Regions from separate parts of the Homo sapiens genome. Here region 2 is linked to region 1. The links are chromatin contacts, found by Hi-C or POLR2A ChIA-PET in ENCODE. All regions are on one chromosome and are shown on one strand. Each heading gives the region's core, a stretch centred on a gene start or an enhancer-like site at or near the end of the contact. The rest is flanking DNA. Distances are from core to core; before and after follow the strand shown. Region 1 has its middle 28 kb from the start of MIRLET7I. Region 2 overlaps PPM1H (protein phosphatase, Mg2+/Mn2+ dependent 1H).

Region 1 (2,774 bases), core at 152-2,651:
CACCAACAGGGACCACATGCAAAAGAAAGAATATTGCAAATGATACCCACTTCTCCTGAGGCTGAGGAAACTAACAAAGGGAGTAGGTAGGATACAAGAAACAAATCACGATTTCTACAGCAATGGAAGAACTGTAGACACACTCTCCACACCACTCCTACAGCTGACTTCCCCCGTTTCTTTTGTCCCTTTCAGAAAAAAACAAAAATGCCTCAAGTGTTATGAGCTTTGCTCAGGAGTTGGAGAAAAGACAGCTCTGTCTTCATTTTATTGAAGTCACGGGCTTGGTCAGTTTTCAAGAACTCGATTCACTGTCTCCGAGCAGCTGACCTGGGTTTACTGCTCTGGGGCATGAATATGCATGGCTAGGGGACCCAGATGTGCGAGGCTGCAGGGGGATTCTCAGGACATGCAGGCTCACATGCACACACGCGGGCCTGCCAGGGTTTGAGGCGCTGCCAACGGGAGGAGCAGCCGCGAGCCTGCCCTCCCGGGAGTTGTTCTACAGAGTCTTTGGCCACTGCCTACCCGGGGCTCCCCCGGGCAGGGGAGGCGCGGACGGGCGTGCAGGGCCTTCTTCCCAGACACCTGAACCACAGGTGGAGAAGAGTCTGGGGGAGGACTGGGTATTTACTTAGGGTTTTAGACGGAGGGGACAGCACATCACTCTTTCCGTTTTGTCCTATTCTGTATTTACAAAGAGCGTGTGGTCGGGCAAAGGGGCGAGCCGAACCAGCTACCAATAAAGGGAGAAATGCAGCCCCCAAGGCGCTCAACTTTCCGGGGTGGTAGAAACGTGGAGGTCCCGTGTCTGCTGCAGAGCCGTGACCCAGGCTCCCCGCGCGCCTTTGTCCCCGCACGCCGCCCACGCTCCTCTGCCCTCAAGGTCGCGGCGCAGGCGGCCGCTGTCGCTCGGGCACGACCCATTCGGCCGCCTGGCCCGCAGCCTCTCGCTGCCATTCCAACACGAATGAAAGCCTCCTTAATAAGAGTGTAAATAAAAGCCAGGCTGAGAAATGAGTTTTCCGTCCCAGCAATCACCGGCCGAACCTCAGCTGTAAATAGCCTCGGGGAGCCACCTGGGGAGTCCCGGAACCTGGGGGATCCAGGCCATCATCTCAGCAGCGCCGCCAACAGCTGGGAGCGGCTGGAACCTGGACCCGGGAGGCAGCGCCAGTCCCGCTCCGGCACTGTGGCAGGAAATCACTCGGGGCCTACACCCCCGCCCCCGCGCTGGAGGACCCTCCACCCTCGCAGTGCTACTCCTTGGGGGCCGAGTGCGGCCGACAGAATAATCTCAGTCTGCGGTGTCCTTGGGAGGGACGGCGGCCAGGCCCCCTAATTTATGGTCATCGGTGGAATGGCTTTAACATGATTTATCTGACCGCGGAGGAGATGGCAAAAGCCTCGAGAAGAATGATTGGCCGTCCAGGCTTTGTGCATTTCTGATTGGCCTTATTAATTTAGAACAGAGCCAGGGAGCAGCCTCCCGGCTGAGCCAGAAAAATCAACTTGGCAACAGCCTCCACGTAGAGTCAGTTTTGGGGCTGGCAAAGGTTTAACTTTTGCCGAAACTGAAGGAATAATGTATTGCTTTAAGCAGTCGGGGAGTTTGACAGAAGGTGCTAGCACACTGATTAAAGCAGATTTAGTCTGAAAGAGAGTGAAGATCATTTGGTTTGACTGATTCCTTTTTTTCTTCTTCGTGTTTGTACAGACCAAAGACATCAGTGTTTGGTGGGTGGAAGGGAGGAAGAGTGTTTTCTTGTTTTTATTGTTAATGTTTGACTACTGGGGGAGAAACACAACACTTATGGCTTAGAAGGGAAGAAATTTGGGGAAATCAGGAAGCAAGTAAGTATTGGAACATGCTTTTTAAAATGATACATTTCACAATCCTTGGGAAAAATATTTCTTGCCTTTTGAGTTCTCTTCATACATCATAACTAATATTTATGGAATCTATAAATTATTGGATAAGCACACCAAATACACCACACTTCACAAGGTCATTATTCTGTGTTACAGTATTAACTGTCCTTTAAATGTCACCATTGAGTGATGCAACTTTAGTCCCATGAATAAAGGACTAAATAAGAATTTTAGGGAGTTATCATATTTAATGGAAAATATTTTCATACGAATGAATGACAAATTCAGTAGGGGTGGATATGTAATTTAAATGTATATCCATTCATCATATTTATCTGTATGTGTAGGACTCAGATGTAGACATATAGCACTAGGCAACCTCCAAATATAATCCTTAACACTCTGTTCTTCAGGTGGACCAGAACAAAGCCAGAGAGAGCAAGAGAATGTGATTGCTTGAGGGAGGGGGCAGGTTGTTGTCACACATGCAGTGGCACAATCATTTCTTTTCTTTATAGTTCTAACCAGAAAAATAGACTGGGAGCAGCTGAGTACCAATTTATTTTGCTGCCTGAACCGATGAGTGGTTGCCTTAAATGTCATTGAGTTGGAAGGTTGTGCATTTCATTCGCTGCCAGGTTACAGGAAGCTTTGAAGCAGGTCTAGAAAGCCATCAGTAATTGTCTTGCCACCTATCAAGGTGGGCAAGTGCAATCCTGCCGGGTGGAATTGGCTCAGTGGGGGATGAAAGCTGCCTGTCATCGCTGACTAGTCTCATCAAATGCTGCTTGAGAAGAAACAAAGGTGGCCCATTTAGTCTCATTAAAGAGCAAAGTGGAGTGGAAGGTAAGGATTACCTCCCAGGACAACAAAAACGGATTTGGGGGTTGTTTGGGCCACAA
Region 2 (2,774 bases), core at 76-2,575, 110 kb before region 1:
TGGGCATGTACCACAACGCCTGGCTAATTTTTTCTATTTTTTTGTAGAGACGAGGGTCTCAGTATGTTGCCTAGGCTGGTCCCAACTCCTGGGTTCAAGTGATCTTCCTGCCTTGACTTCCCCAAGTGCTGGGATTATAGGTGTGAGCCGTCATGCCTGGTCTAGACTTCTTTATATGGCTAAGATTAACAAGATCTAACCTTCAATCAAAGAGCTGATGAATTCTTTAGTCATGCATGCATTTAATCCCTCACTTGGAACCTCTTCTTATACTTTTATTTTGAATGTGATTGGCAGTTCTAAACCTATTTTTCTGGGTCCTTTCCATAAAGCACAAGTGATGTAGAAAAGTACAGACAGTTTTAGGCTTAACCAGTTCTTATTTTTCTAAGAAGATTCAGTCACTGGCTTCTTAGTTAGTGGCTCCTGAAACAGATGCAGGATAGTTGTGCTGCTGTGACTGAGCTCCAAATAATGGCCTCTGAGATGTGGTTGGGCCACCTAGTAGAAGAACTTCATGGAGAGGTGCTTGAGGCACATGGGGTCATGAAGGGTGGTAACATTACAAAGATGAATCAGCATTCAGGAAGACTCTAGGTCTTCTGTGACTGCATAGCCAAATCTGGACAAATCAGTTCCTCTTCAAACTTACAAAAGGAGCATACGTTTCCTGTAACAGTCAAATAATACAAAAATATATAAAGAAAAGTTAACCAGGTGCGGTGGCTCATGCCTGTAATCCCAGCACTTTGGGAGACTGAGGTGGGAGGATTGCTTGAGCCCAGGCATTCGCGACGAGCCTAGGCAACATAGTGAGGCCTCGTCTCTATAAAGAAAATAATAATAATTTAAAAAATTAAAAATAATAAAATTTTTTAAAAAGAAAAATTAACTTTCTCTCCCACTTCCATAACTTCCTTGCCACTCATTGAAACATAATTATATGTTATCAAGCTGCTAGGTGTCGAGGTGGTCAGTTAGGACAATGAACCAAACAGAAAGTAACAACCAAACCTTTCTTCTCTTACTGCAGTAGTCCTGGCAAGAGGCAAAGAGGAAAGTGCTCTTCCATTTTTCCCCATAGGACGGCACCAGGTGAAGGTCTGGCAGATGACATGCAGCGCTGGCAGGAGGGAGTCTCACTGCCCAGAGCTCTGAACTAAAGGCTTTGCCATTTTGTGGACCGAGGGTTGTAGGGCCAGGGAGAGAAGGGGAAGGACTATAAGAAGACTGAGTCAGAGCAGAGAAGTGTCTCAGTGGAGACTCCTAGGCTAGTGGGGTATGAGTCCTGGGCTGCAGCTGTCCTGGCGGCTGCAGTGCAGGGACTGTGCACCACATCCGGTGTGGAGAGGGCAGCTTCCCCCGTGAGGCCTGCTGGGCAGAGCCTTTGTAATGGCCTGTGGTCAGGCCTGAAACATTGCACACAGGATTCGGGCATGGAATCAGACTCCTCACATAGATGGAATATCTATATATAGTTTTTGTTTTTACAAAAATGGGATTGTACCACCCATTACTCTGCAGTTTACTTTTCTCACTTACTATATCATGGATAACTCCAGGTCACAAAATAGAATTTCACTCCTTTTTTTTTTTTTTTTTGAGACAGAGTCTCACTCTGTTGCCCAGGCTGGAGTGCAGTGGTGCAACCTCGGCTCACTGCAACCTGTGCCTCCTGGGTTCAAGCAATTCTCCTGCCTCATCCTCCCAAGTAGCTGGGATTATAGGCACCCACCACCACGCCCAGCTAATTTTTATACTTTGAATAGAGACAGGTTTTCACCATGTTGGCCAGGCTGGTCTTGAACTCCTGACCTCAAGTGATCCACTCACCTCGGCCTCCCAAAGTGCTGGGATTACAGGTGTGAGCCACAGCGCCTGGCCTTTTTTTTTTTTTTTTTTTTTTATGACTGTATAATGGCTTATAGAATACAAACCAATCCATTCAACAGTTCCCCTTTTGACAGACATTCAGGCTGTTTCCAGTCTTTGCCCCAATGAATAACGTCAAAAGTCTGAATTGTATGTATATCCTATGTACTGAGTCTTTTATTTCTTTAGCATGTATTCCCAAAAGTGGAATGACTGAACCATTGGATATGTAATTATAATTGTAATCAATGTAAAAGGTGTAACAATTTCCATTCCCATTATGAAAGTGACTTTTACTCTATGAAAACTATATATTGTTGTTTTTTTAATGTTTCCCAACCTAATGAGCAGAATTATATATTGCTTTTACTTTAGTGTGCATTTTCATGGACTAGTGAGATTGAGCATCTTTTCATATCTTTATTAATCGTTGCATTTTTCCTTCTGTCAGTTGCCTAATCATATTTTTTATCAGCTTTTTTTCTTCTGCTTGTTTGTTAAATACCTGTTGGCACATGTCAGTCCTGCTCTGAGAACATCACACTGAGTTGAGATTTAACAAGAGTTAATATGATCCCTTTAAGAAAAATTGTAAAATCAAGTTAATATTCGAAGTGACCATCCTGTTTTACCCTCCCTGTTTCTCTTAACCACTTAATATTTAGACTAGGGGAATAAAGATATGTGTTTTTAACTCCAAAATATAACATTAGAGGAGAGAAGTAGCGGGATTTTCTAGGAATTAGTCTGTAACTCAAAATTCTCATTGGTTAGGAATAAATTACCTTTATCCTCTCATGTAGCTAATATTTGGGGCAGGGACCAGGGGGAGTTTTGTTTTTGTTTTTGAGACAGGGTCTCAATCTGTTGCCTAGGCTGGCGTGCAGTGGTGCAGTTTCGGC

The links. A loop is a pair of places that touch in the nucleus more often than their neighbours do. ChIA-PET counts read pairs that join two places held with the same protein, here RNA polymerase II (POLR2A). Pooled maps may share reads with other maps.
Region 2: a loop to region 1 is called in a pooled map, with 2.5 times the contacts of the local background. The contact joins two enhancer-like sites. A Hi-C loop is called at or near these places in 2 of 168 maps with a recorded cell type or tissue (GM12878 and esophagus muscularis mucosa), 5 of 37 single-sample maps with no recorded cell type and 11 of 50 pooled maps. POLR2A ChIA-PET finds 5 or more read pairs at or near these places in 2 of 52 experiments (A549 and PC-9).

The regions. Positions count from the first base shown.
Region 1 is chr12:62,630,363-62,633,136 of GRCh38, reverse strand. No RefSeq gene overlaps it. Among named protein-coding and RNA genes, the nearest start is that of MIRLET7I, 28 kb to the right of the region's middle. RefSeq lists an enhancer at 2,331-2,774. Within about 2 kb of position 1,401, at least 26 of the 41 ENCODE cell types and tissues checked have a DNase peak (open chromatin) inside an H3K27ac peak, as active enhancers do.
Region 2 is chr12:62,743,299-62,746,072 of GRCh38, reverse strand. The region is part of intron 4 of PPM1H (protein phosphatase, Mg2+/Mn2+ dependent 1H); the gene reads left to right. Among named protein-coding and RNA genes, the nearest start is that of MIRLET7I, 140 kb to the right of the region's middle. RefSeq lists an enhancer at 689-738. Within about 2 kb of position 1,325, at least 5 of the 41 ENCODE cell types and tissues checked have a DNase peak (open chromatin) inside an H3K27ac peak, as active enhancers do.